3 separate regions of the Homo sapiens genome follow, and all the other regions are linked to region 1. Evidence: chromatin contacts called from ENCODE Hi-C data. All regions are on one chromosome and are shown on one strand. Each heading gives the region's core, a stretch centred on a gene start or an enhancer-like site at or near the end of the contact. The rest is flanking DNA. Distances are from core to core; before and after follow the strand shown.

Region 1 (4,009 bases), core at 1,193-3,692:
CTGGTTTTTCTCAAGTAGCTGTGTTAATGTGGCATAAGAGAAAGCCTGACTAGCAGGTATAATTAAAGTATGAATCATAGGAATAAGCATGAGTAACTATGAAAACACCTACAAGAAATAAGCCCATTATAACATGATAAACTTTAGGGAATCATGAGTGAAGGGTAGGAGAAAAAATCCTAATTCCATGTAAATGCAATGATGGGCCTGAGTGGAAACATATTGATAAACAATAGCATCAATGTATTATTAGTACAGCATCTGTGTGAGGCTGTGGAACACAGCATATTCTGCCTTATGCTTTATGGGTACTTATTTTCCACATTTCCTTTTTCTGAGAACTGCTTGAGGTCACGGATAATGCTTCTGTCTTTTTATAGAAATCACTTCCCCACCCAGACCTTAGTAATGTAGACAGTAGACATAAAACATATCATTACATACATGAATGGGCAAATGATAACCTGTATCATAGAATGTACAATACATCTGCCCTGGCATGTAACACTTTTAAAGAAAACTAAACATTGACATCCAACATATTAAATGCAACTTATGAAACACCAATGATGCATTTTTAAAGACTTAATCACAGTACGATGATTTAATGAAAAACAAGAAGAGAATGTTATATTTTATCGTTTCGTATCTCAGCAGTTTGGCACTGGATTCAGTTGATAGGAACAGCAACATGGCAAAAGTTGAAAGGAAACTGTTTGGCCTGGGTGATTTTTTGTCTTTCAGGCAGAGTAATGAGTAAATACAAAATCACCTCTGGTGAGACACAGTCCACTGGTGTTTATGTCATGTCATTTCATTAACTGACAAACAGAATTACTGCCTCTCCCTTCCCCAAACCTGCAAAAGAAAAAAAAAATTGAAGAGTATTTAGTTAACAAAAACAAATTTAACACTTGGAGTTAAAATGGCTCTAATAGTGACTGGTCATTTTGCCAATATGGGGCCAAAGATGTGAATATGGATGGAAGGTGTTTTGAGATGGAGTCGTTCTGTCACTCAGGCTGGAGTGCGGTGGAGTAATCTCGTAATCTCGGCTCATGGCAATCGCCGCCTCCCGGATTCCAGTGACTCTCCTGCCTCAGCCTCCCAAGTAGCTGGGACTACAGGCGTGCGCCACCAGGCCCAGCTAATTTTTGTATTTTTTAGTAGAAACTGGGTTTCACCGTGTTGGCCAGTATGGTCTCCAACTCCTGACCTCAAGTGATTCTCCTGCATCAGCCTCCCAGAATGCTGGTATTACAGGCGTTAAGTCACTGCGCCTGGCCCATACTGTTTACATTATCTTATCTGTTTTAGGTTTACATGTTATTTTTAATGTTCCTGTACATTTAAAAAATTGAAACCAAGAATCTTGACTGGCTCTGAAACTTAATTGGGAAAAATGTAAAGCACTTTAGTGGAATTTTTCCCATGATCTGTAGAATAGTTTTTAAACAGATGGTTCATATGGACAAAGCAATGAAAATGCAGAAATTAAAAGCAGATCCTTAAGAACAATATCCGAGTTCTCAGAAATCCTATAGATGATGTCAGGACGAGATGTAAAGCAGTCGTTTCTTTTGCTGTCAAGGTTTTAAGAGAACAGAAATTTATTAGGTGAACCTCCACCGGAGGAAGGATAAAGCCTGTGGGTAGGAGTTAACTATTTATTTCAAACTCCAGTCCACTTCAACAATTTGAAAATTTTCCCGCTCCTAGGACAATTCCATCCAGGTGCCAATAGGAGATACTACTATTGTGATGCAAATAGGTATTCTACTAGAAGTAGGAGCACGTAAGCAGAGTGAGGATGACTTGAAAAATCGTCCCACCTTCCCAGCTATGGAGTGGGGGCAGGGGGAAGAAACACCTCCAGGCTGGATCATTGAAGCTGAGGGGTGGGAGAGCGACGGGACAATTTTTCAACGTGGAATTCAAATGCATTCGGTGGGGAAGTGTGAAGTAAAATCTAAACGAACGCTAGACAGTAGTATCTTCCATCTACGCTTCAAAATACTCAGACTTTAGGGAAACTTAACGTTGGTTTTTCTCCCAGAGAATTGTAGGGAGTGGGTGGAGGGGACACTGTTAGGGGAGGTATATTGGGAGTCAGATCCTTTTGTGGAGCGAGGGACCCCGAAGTGTCACCAAGGGCTAGCCGAAACCAGGGGCCCAAGAGGGGACAGGGCTAACACCCCAGCCAAGGCCGGAGCGCAAGCGCGGGGCTGCAGCGCGGGGAGCCCTGGAGCCCAGTGCGGGCGGACGGGTGGGGCAGGAGGGCAAAGGGGCGAAGGGGCGGGGTGGCGCTGGGTGGGAGCGCGGCGGCGGGGAGGAGGGTCTGGGAGCCCGGGTGCGATTTGCAAGCGCTCTGAGCCTGCGTCCGCCGAGGGGGAGGGTTTCCCCAGCCCGGCCGGAGTTGCGGCTGTGCGCTGCTTCTGGCTCACAACGCCGACGACTGTCAAGAGAGTTGGGGAGTGGAACTGCCGGAAGTGTCTGCGCGCCGTGAGAGAAACTTTCCTGCTCCGGCCGCGGCCCGGAGCCTCGCCGCCCCCGCGTTCCGAACGACGATGCGTCCAGATGACAACAACCTGAGGGGACTCGCGCCTCGGCCCGCCGCCCGCGCCTGCGCTCGCCTAGCCTCGGGGGAGGAAGACTGAGCCCGGCGCAGGCGGCGCGGCGCTCGGGGCCCGTTTCCTCCGCGCAATCAGTCCCCTCGCGTCCCGGCGCCTTCCCCGCGATCGCGCGACCCCAGCGCCCGCCGCGGCCGCCGGCTGCCCCCGCCCTGACCTCCGGCCCGGACGTGTCCGCGGCCGCCGCTGGCAGCGCCTGTGCCATGGGGCTGCCCACTCTGGAGTTCAGCGATTCCTACTTGGACAGCCCAGATTTCAGGGAGCGCTTGCAGTGTCACGAGATTGAGCTGGAGCGAACCAACAAGTTCATCAAGGAGCTCATTAAGGACGGCTCTCTGCTCATTGGGGCGTTGAGGAGTAAGTAGGGCTGGCGGGGGAGTGGACACCCGCATCTGGAGAGTCCCCGCGGGGTGCGGGTCCGAAGGGTGGGTTGGAGGAGTCGGAGCTTCTTTTGTTTGAATGGATTTGGGGACAAAAGCTGAAGAGCTCCCCTGCTGGTGGCCAACAAAGTTTGTTCTTGAGGTGTTCTTTACTTACTCACATGTCTACAGGGATGGGGAAAGTTCTCTACAGGGCACTGGAATATATCCTGAGGAAAGTCGTTCAAAGTCATCTCGTTGTGTAATGCTCCTAGGAAGATGTTGGGGACTTTAATTTTTTTTTTTTAATTTATTGTGTCTATTAATAGTTTGAACTAAAAAAGCCCTTAAGGGGGGAATCAAGAGTTTGTCTTAAAGATAAAATTAGGCTAGTTTAGTGATATTGAAAGAAAATTATTAATGTCTCTCATACGTCAGTGGCTCTTCATTGGACACAGTCATTGAGTTGGCTTTTTAAAAAGCATACATTTGCAGTTTTGCCATTTTGTAAGATAATGGAAGACAGCAAGGCACCAGTGCATTTTAACTCTGCAAGTTTTCTGTGCGTCTTAGTTTTGGTTTGCATTGTGTGGGTGTTGGGTGTGTCATTGGGATGAAAGTTAAGGGGTTAAAGGCCAATCAGAACTTTTGATGATCTGTAGAATATAAAGACTGTTATAGTCTATAATATAGGGCTTCTTCCACCTCCTTTCCCATACACCTCTTGATCAAATTTTCCTTCCTCCTTTTATCCTCTGGATCTTAGCTTTCAATTCCTAAGACCTAAGAGTATCTGAAACTGAAGAGTTTCTCTTACAGAGAATTGAGCACAATTACATGATATGGCTTGTTACCTTTCCCAGGAGGTATTTGCATCTTTTAAAAAATTTATTTTTATTTATTTATGTATTTATTTATTTTCCATCTTCAAAGGAGCCTGTGAAAAGTATTTGCATCTTAATAGAGGCTTCTGGATGTTTTAGCTACTGAAATGAAGCCGTGGAATCTCTGGTCACTTAA
Region 2 (4,357 bases), core at 1,076-3,575, 5.6 Mb before region 1:
GCAGCATTGTCCCTGTGGGAGGACTTGATTGAAGCCTACAAGGATGAGATGACTGAGATACTAGTACCAGATGATCAGGGTCATCATCCAGATCAAAGGGGACTTCAAGTCTAGCCTCTTCTGTGACATCACACTAAATGTGTCCCCTCCTTTTTTTAAAAAAACTAAGATACAAACTTTGGTTTCATTTCTGGGACCAAACATAGTCAACATTTTCCGGAATTAAAACCTGTAAGAAATTTGTTCTTAAGTTCCAATGTATAATCTCTTGAAGAGCTTCCTTCTTTATGGGCTCACCTTACAGATGCGCTGTGAGTTAAAAGAAAAGGCCAGGCTTGGGAAGCAGAGAGACCTGTTTCAAATCTGTCTTAGGACTCACTGGCTGTGCCAGCTTAGGCCAGAATCAACAGGCTCTGGTCTCAGTCCCTGTAGTGGCACACTGGGGAAACAGATGACATCGTAAGATGAGCACAGGCCCTGGCCCTGGGTAGCTGCCTTGACCCTATCTCTGCTGCCACCATCCTACCATCCTGGTCCAAGCTACCATCTCTTATCTGGATTGTGGCAATTATGGGGTGTTTTTCTTTTCTTTTCCTTTTCTTTTTTGAGACAAAGTCTGGCTCTGTTGCCCAGGCTGGAATGCAGTGGCACAATTTTGGCTCACTGCAACCTCCGCCTCCTGGGTTCAAGCGATTCTCCTGCCTCAGCCTCCCAAGCAGCTGGGATTACAGGTGCCCGCCACCACACCCAGCTAATTTTTTTGTGTTTTTAGTAGAGACGGGTTTCACCAAGTTGGCCAGGCTGGTCTCAAACTCCCGACCTCAGGTGATCCGCCTGCCTCAGCCTCCCAAAGTGCTGGGGTTACAGGTGTGAGCCACCCATTTATTCTGTGCCACTTCAATCTACCAGTCTCTTCCCTGATAGCAAAAAGAATCGAGTCACCACCTTTAAAAGATGAAAATCCTCAACATGATTTACAATATTTTTTCCAAACTGCAGGTCATGAGCCATTAGTGGCTCATAGAAACAATTTAGTGGGTCAACACCAGCACTTTTTTAAAAAAGTGAAGTAGAACAGAAATATGAAATTGCAATGCCAATCATAAGCATAAGAATTATTTCATCAAACTTTTCTCATTATGGGCCTTCTCAAAAAGTGTTTGAAGGCCTCTGGCCTATAATAACCTGAGTAATATGACCCCTGCCTCCTCCTTTAGCCCCACTTCCCATCATCCCCCACGCGGTTCTCCGCGCTTTACCCACACTAGCCTTCCTTAAATTCCTCCAATACATCATGTTCCCTTCTGTGGGAGACCACTTAGCACATGGTTTTCCTCCTTGCCTAGTTAATGTCATCCTCCAGGTCTCAGCTCAGATGCCACTTCTTCAGGCAAACCTTCCCGGATTACATCCTGAACCCCTGTAGCTGTCAGGGTCTCACAGATCTGTGTTCAGTTTTTAGTTATCCCTTTAATAGCATGTTTCCTCGGTTAATGACAAACTTTCCCACTAGGCTGTCTTTGTGACCGCAGGAGCCCTGCTCTTGTTTACCCCTGTGGTAATCCAGTGCCTATCTCAGGCTGGCACCTAGGCATTCAGAGGGATAAATGAAGGAAAGAATTGGCCAACCTGTTGACCAATGACGTTGGCTGGCCTCCTTCCTTGCTTGGTATCGGTTTTGTTTCTAACACTTGCACCAAGAAAACCACACAGGGTTATACTGTCTGCCTAGTTTAGGAACTTCCTTTAACAGTATTTCTTTACTCTCTGAGTTTCTGGTGAGCTAAAAAAACATAACAAAAAACAAAAAACTCCATCAAAATTGTATGCGTGTGCTGGTCGTTGAGTACTTCGGTGGAGAGTGGGAGACGCATCTTCATGAAATTTCAGAGGGGAACTCTGCCCATCCACTCCGAACCAGCCGCAGCTCCACGAGCATCTCACGCCACCCCTCTGCATCACCAGGGCGGCCGTGGGGCGCGCGCGATCAGCAGGCTTCTTGGCGCCCAGTCCATGCGACTATCTCTTCCCAGCCCCGGGACTAGGCCCGCCCCACTCGGATTCTCCACTCTTGGTAGCGCGCGTCCCCCGGACTGCTGAGACCAGGCGGCGCGGAGGCAGGTGACCCGCGTCTCCAGTCCCGGGCGCAGCCCAGGGTACGTTGTCAGCATCGCGGAGCGCGGCCCTGGGCCTCTGCAGCCATCTTCAGGGAGGGAGGCGCGGCCTCCCGACGCGGACCCGCCCCCGCCGCCCGGGCCGCCCCGCCCGGCTCCGCAGAGCGCCGCGCCTAGGTTGCGACTTCCCTTCCCTACCCTGCTCGGCTGCGTAGTGCGCTCCCCGCCCAGCCTGCAGAGCTCGCGCCGCGGCAGCCCAGCCGCTCGGCCCCGCCGCGCTCGCAGAGGCCGCCATGGGCACCGCGCGCTGGCTCGCGCTGGGCAGCCTCTTCGCCCTGGCTGGGCTGCTGGAAGGCCGGCTCGTGGGCGAGGAGGAAGCCGGCTTTGGCGAATGTGACAAGTTCTTCTACGCCGGGACCCCGCCTGCGGGGCTGGCGGCCGATTCCCACGTGAAGATCTGTCAGCGCGCGGAGGGTGCTGAGCGCTTCGCCACCCTCTACAGCACCCGGGACCGCATCCCCGTGTACTCCGCGTTCCGCGCCCCGCGCCCTGCGCCCGGCGGCGCCGAGCAGCGATGGCTGGTGGAGCCGCAGGTAAGCGAAGTGGTTCCCGAGCCGGGCTGCGGGCGCCGGAGACCGTGCCGCTGGACATGCCCCCAGTTGCAGCTACCGCGAGGGGCGGGCCGGGAACAGCAATCCCTACGCCTTCGGTGCCTTGGGCCAAGAAACCCGGGTTCCAGGTCCACCCTGTTGCGTCCCCGGAGTTAGCCTGCCTCGCCCCTGTCGAGCTACAATAAGAGCCTGGCGATCTGCGAGCCTTCACTTCATGAGCTGCAGGGCGGGAGGTCCCCTGTGGGAGGAGGTTCTCCCTGCATTTCTGAGCAGACATCCGCAGTGTTTCATTCCTGAATGGTGAAGAGCTTGATACAGAGACCCTGGAGACCGTTCAGATCCGCAGAAAGCCTAGGCTGGGCGCTCACAGGCCTTCGTGCAACTTATTGCCATAGCACTCATTTGGAGGTGGGTAGGTGGGCATTTTCATCCCCATTTTACAGAAGAGGAGATAAACCCAGGGGGTGAAGAGACATATGGAAGACTACCCAGTTAGTAAGATGGGGCAGGTCTCTGTCTAGAAATTCACTGCCTTTTCTACTAAGTAAAGCTTCTCTTCTGCAGAGCTCATCCTAGCCTGAAAATCCTTCCTCTACCACGGCGTTGAGTAAATTCGATCTGCGGTTGTGTTGAATTAGAACAATGAAATAAAGATACAGATTTTTAGAAACGCAATGGGGTAGTTAAAAATGATAGGGAAACATTGACTACCTCCAACTGATGGAAAGATAAGCCAGTTTTTCCTGACTCCTCATATCTATATTATCATACCACTAGGAAATCGTGTCACCTCTCATGGTGTTCTGTCCCGTCTGGTAAAGGTGACCAAACACTTGAGAAGCCCTCAGAGTCTTCCGAACCTGCTGGCCTGCTCTTAATACCTCTCCTCAGTTGGCCTCCTCTCTAGAACACCCTGCCAGACTCCCCTTTGCCCTCTCACCAGCCTCCCACCCCTGCCCAGGCTGCTGGGGGAAGAACTGACCCAACGCTCTCCCTTTCCTGACGGCCACAGCTGCCCAGGACCACACCAGTGGACAGGAGGCTGGCTTTCAGGTGCTTTATTCAGAGCCTGTGGGTTGTAATCTCATTCAGATATTTCTAGCTCTGAGGTCTTGGCCAGGTCTCAAACAATCTGCACCTAGTTTTCTTATCTTCCTCACATCCTTCCACCTACCTCAACTGTTGATAACACTTGTCGAGATCAGGCATGTGAAAAAGACGTTGTCAGTTGCACACACAAGACACATTTAAATCCAAAATTAGTTTTCCACCAGCTGCACCCCTAGAGCTCACAGGGTGTTCCCCACCTCTCATCTTGCATTGTGATTGTGTGCCTGCGAAGAAAACAAATGAGCTAGTTCTTTCCCCTTGATCTCATGGACAGCTTGGGGAGACAGAACATACGTCTGAGGAAATCATGGGAATGGATGCTAAACAAATTTCAGTTAAATTCAGAACACATTTAGTGACTCCTGCTGTGTGCCAGATATTTGGGACCAAGAGATCTGAGTGCAGTTCTGGAACAAAGGCTACCTGATCTGCAGGTGGAGTTTGCTGGGTGGAGAGGTGGTGTAGTATCTGATTAGAGCCATGCTATGTGGGTTCATATCCTAGTTGCTCCACTGACTAGCT
Region 3 (4,375 bases), core at 51-2,550, 7.2 Mb after region 1:
GAGAACTTTTAACAAATGTATCAGGACATACACAACTGGATGCTACAAGGTGGTTTTCGGCCAACTTTCCCCTTTAAACACATGCATCAATTTCAAACTATTTATATGATAAAAAATGCTTACACCTTTATCGATCTCGTTTTTAAAATGGTATGGCTTTTCAGGACTATCTTTCACAATCGTTAAAGGGAAATTCGCTTTGTTAATATGAAAAAAAAATCAAATATCTGTTTCATGAGTTGTCAGTGGCCAACGCTGTTTAGACTACGGCTTGAACGCATCACCCCTTAAAGATCATCTTGTGGCCTTGGGCAAATTGCTTAGCCTTCTTTGTTTCTCCAGCGGCAAAGTGGATATAACAATAGTACCATCTCCTAAAGTGGTGAGGATTAGCTGATATTATCCATATAAATTGTTATGCACAGTACCTGACACAGAGCGAGTGCCCAATAAATGTCTTTCACTATTTAGGTCCTGGGTTCTCTCATTTCCAGAGTGCAAGTCCTCCAGCAACCACAGAAACGCTTTCTAGAGTCGCTGCCCACTCCTTAAAAACATTTGTCCCTACTTCGCACAGAGCATAGTGATACCACAAACAGGCTTCCCTGGACCCCAGCCCTGGGGGTGGCTATATCACCTCGCTCAGGCCCAGGAAGAGAGAGCCGGCTCTGGTCTCCCACCCGGCAGCAGCACAAAACTTAACCAGGATTTCTCACTTCGGTCAACTCTTGAATCACCGCGCCCAGTCTGGCTGGCTCGGCAGCAGATGGAATGAGGGCGCCGGCGCCAGGAAGTGGCGCTCACCCACCTGCCCAGCCCGAGGTGGGCACTCCTCCTTCACAGCATCCCCGGGGACCTCGTCCCTCCACCGCGGAACGCCCCAGAGGACCGACCTAATAGTGCCACAGGGTGGGTTTCCCCCCAAATCCTCCAAAATACATCGCCACGATTTCGAAACGGGAGCCGAGGGAGACGCACCAAGTGCTTCCCGACGCCAGGTGAAGCGCACCATACCTGGTGTGCGTGTTGAGCCCCGAACCGAAGTCCGTGCGGCCGCCACCTCTGCCTCCCTGCTGGGGGCCTCAGAGAGTGTGCTCCTTGTCCACGTGCGCGCAGGGCCCGCAGCCGCCCCCACGCCCCAGCGGAGCTGCAGCACGCCCCTTCCACTCACCAGGTGAAGAGTTTGCCTTTTATCCTGCGCAGCAGGCTGGAGAACTCGGCCGCCGCTCCCTCCGCGAGGGGCTCTGGGGCGCCGGGGCCCGCTGGCGAGTCTGCCTCCATCGGCGCCCTTGCGCGTCTCCGGCGCCCAAAACCCCCGAAGTGCCGGGTCCCGGAAGACGGGAGGCGGTGCCTGTGCGGCCGGCTGGGGCTCCGCTCTGGCCCTGCGCTCCCTCCCTCGCTCGCTTGCTCGCGTCCCTCTCGCTCCTCCGCTCGGCTCCTTCAGCGACCAATCATTAACTGTCAAGCCCTAAGGGCCAGACAATACATTTGCAGATTACAACCTGGCACCTCCAGGGTGGCAGGAGGAGAAAGGGCAATTTTTTTTTCGTCTTGGCAGCCGAGCCTTATTGTTGAGCGGCACCCAGTGTGCCTTCAGGTTTTTAGGGTTCCTTGTTTGAAATCACAAGATACAGTGACACGAGGTTATTGTAGGTGATTCCTAAGCTAAGAAGCGGTGAGTGAGCAGTGAGTTAGAAGCAGTGAGTGAGCCGGGACTCTCCTAACTGGAAGGACTGGCTGACCCCTCCTCTTCCCTCCCACTCTCCCTCCCTCTGGCTGATTTGTACAAAATCGCTTCATTAAAATAACTGAAGGCTGGCAGGGCGCGTTGGCTCACACCTGTAATCCCAACGCTTTGGGAGGCCGAGACGGGTGGATCACCTGAGGTCAGGAGTTCGAGACCAGACTGGGAAATATGGTGAAACCCCGTCTCTACTAAAAATACAAAAATTAGCCGGGCGTGGTGACGGGTGCCTGTAGTCCCAGCTACTCGAGAGGCTGAGGCAGGAGAATCGCTTGAACCCAGGAGGCGGCGGTTGTGAGCCAAGATCGCGCCTTTGCACTCCAGCCTGGGCAACAGAGGGAGACGTCGTCTTAAAAAAAAAAAAAAAAAAAAAAAAAACCTGAAGGCGCTTCAGGTCTGTGTCGCTTTTCCCTGCAAAACATGGGTAAGATCCTAAAAAGATCTTGGAAACGTGCCTTTGTGGCGTGGATGGAGGCGTGGCTCATTCCTCGCGGTGTGTTGGTTTTGTCTTTCAGTATTCAGTTGTCTCCGCCGTGCCAGGGAGAGAGACGGTGCCAACCCCCGGCGCTCGGCTTGGATGCCCTGCCCTGGCCACGCCTTCCGAGGCTTCCACGGGCTAAAGAGGGATTAAGAGACACTAAGCTGGGGTCGAAAAGTTCCTGTCACTGACCCCCTGCTTCCGGAAAGGAGGAGATCCAGAAAACAAAAGAAAAGGTGTTGGGACCTTTTATTTTTTCCTGGCCACCTGCTTTGGGGGTTGGGGTGGGTCAAAATAAACGTAGGTTCAAATAGACAGGCTGTGCAGACGAGCTGGCAATTCTGTAAGAGGAGTCTAAGAAAAAAAACAGCTTTCGAAAATGAAATATTACTTCAGGAACCCCAAGTTTAGCAGCTGCAGGAACCTCAAAAAAACCTTTGAAACTAAGAACGTGGTCATCCGTAGAGACTAATTAAGTATTATAATACAAGCATATTATGAAACAAGAGGACATTAGAAGCACATTTAAGATGTCACTTTTGTAAAGTAAACAACTCATTTAACCCTGCATATTGACAACGTTGAATTCTACCTGAGCCCTGTGCTCCTGGAAAGTAATGACAATTAAGAAACCTTCCTAGGCCGGGCGCGGTGGCTGACGCCTGTAATCCCAGTGCTTTGGGAGACCGAAGCGGGCGGATTACTCCTGAGGTCAGGAGTTCGAGACCAGCCTGACCAACATGGCGAAATCCCGTCTCTACTAAAACTACAAAAATTAGCCCGGCGTTTTGGTGTGTGCCTGTAATCCCAGCTACTTGGGAGGCTAAGGCAGGAGAACCACTTGAACCCGGGAGGCAGAGGTTGCAGTGAGCCAAAATCGTGCCACTGCACTTCAGCCTGGGCAACAGAGTAAGACTGTCTCAAAAAAAAAAGAAAGAAAGAGAGAAAGAGAGAAAGAAAGAAAGAGAAAAGAAAAGAAGCCTCCCACCTTTTTTTTTTTAATCAAAGATTTTGGTTGAATTTCTCTTCCTCCCTCATACCTCTGAACTTTCACCCACCCTGACCCTGAGCCGCAGGTAACCCCTCCTTAATAGCCCCTCCTGAGAAGTTGGCCTCAGGGTGAAACATTCTCTAATCTATTATCCAGTGGAGAGCCACCTTTTCATTCCACTTCCCACCAGTAGGGAATAGGCCCCCTCCTACTGCAGGAACCCTTCCCCACAGTCCCCACCCATCCCCATTTGCAATAATCCCTACAAATAAAGTCTCTCCTTAACCAAATTTGATTTTTTATTTGCAATATATACAGTAGTCACCTCCTTACCTGAGGTTTTGATTTCCACGGTTTTAGTTACCACAGCCAATTACCCTCTGAAAATAGGTGACTAGAGTATAGTAAGATATTTTGAGAGAGAGACCACATTCACATAACTTTTATTACAGTATATTGTTATAATTGTTCTATTTTATTATGAGTTGTTAATTTCTTACTGTGCCAATTTTATAAATTAAATTTTATTATAGGTATGTGTAGGAAAAAAGTATATACTGTATAGGGCTAAATACTCTCTGCAGTTTCAGACACCCACCGGGGGTCTTGAAACATAAGGGAGGACTACTATGTTTGATTATGTGAGTATGAAGAAAAATAGAAGATACACGTCAACACCAGTAACTTTAAAAGAGGGTGGGGGGCCAGGCACAGTAGCTCACACCTGTAATCCCAACACTTCAGGAGGCTGAGGCAGGAGGATTGTTTGAGCTCAGGAGTTTCAGACCAGCCTGGGGCTACATAGTGAGACAGTCTTTTAAAACACACACACAGACACACACACACACCCCCCAAAAAAAAACTCCGGCACGTATAATAGAGTCCCCCCGCTTTTATTTTTTTTTTCAGACGGAGTCTCTCTTTGTCAGGCTGGAATACAGTGGTGCGATCTCAGCTCACTGCAACCTCCAACTCCCTGGTTCAAGCAATTCTCCTGCCTCAGCCCCCCAAGTAGATGGGACTACAGGCATGTGCCCATGCCCGGCTAATTCTTGTATTTTTAGTAGAGACAGGAGTTCACCATGTTGGCCAGGTTGGTCTCGATCTCCTGACCTCGTGATTCACCTGCCTCGGCCTCCCAAAGTGCCAGGATTACAGGTGT

What was found. A loop is a pair of places that touch in the nucleus more often than their neighbours do. Pooled maps may share reads with other maps.
Region 2: a loop to region 1 is called in a pooled map, with 10 times the contacts of the local background. The contact joins the promoter of ENDOD1 here to the promoter of ARHGAP42 in region 1. A Hi-C loop is called at or near these places in 2 of 37 single-sample maps with no recorded cell type and 4 of 50 pooled maps.
Region 3: a map with no recorded cell type shows a loop between it and region 1 (28-fold over the local background). The contact joins the promoter of SLC35F2 here to the promoter of ARHGAP42 in region 1. A Hi-C loop is called at or near these places in 3 of 37 single-sample maps with no recorded cell type and 3 of 50 pooled maps.

Annotation. Positions count from the first base shown.
Region 1 is chr11:100,684,846-100,688,854 of GRCh38, forward strand. ARHGAP42 (Rho GTPase activating protein 42) reads left to right here and starts at 2,443. Exons shown (of 24, transcript NM_152432.4): 1 at 2,443-2,987. The coding sequence starts at 2,834. It overlaps ARHGAP42-AS1 (ARHGAP42 antisense RNA 1), which reads right to left and starts at 3,110. Exons shown (of 2, transcript NR_133571.1): 1 at 2,788-3,110; 2 at 1-858. RefSeq lists silencers at 1,813-2,107, 2,158-2,347, 2,648-2,817 and enhancers at 2,044-2,754, 2,468-2,517, 2,838-3,207.
Region 2 is chr11:95,087,521-95,091,877 of GRCh38, forward strand. ENDOD1 (endonuclease domain containing 1) reads left to right here and starts at 2,326. Exons shown (of 2, transcript NM_015036.3): 1 at 2,326-2,707. The coding sequence starts at 2,408. RefSeq lists enhancers at 1,728-2,007, 2,078-2,137 and a silencer at 2,148-2,577.
Region 3 is chr11:107,857,487-107,861,861 of GRCh38, forward strand. SLC35F2 (solute carrier family 35 member F2) reads right to left here and starts at 1,301. Exons shown (of 8, transcript NM_017515.5): 1 at 1,172-1,301. The coding sequence starts at 1,281. LOC124902746 (a long non-coding RNA gene) reads left to right here and starts at 1,744. Exons shown (of 2, transcript XR_007062876.1): 1 at 1,744-2,168; 2 at 2,260-3,503. RefSeq lists an enhancer at 827-896 and a silencer at 1,117-1,426.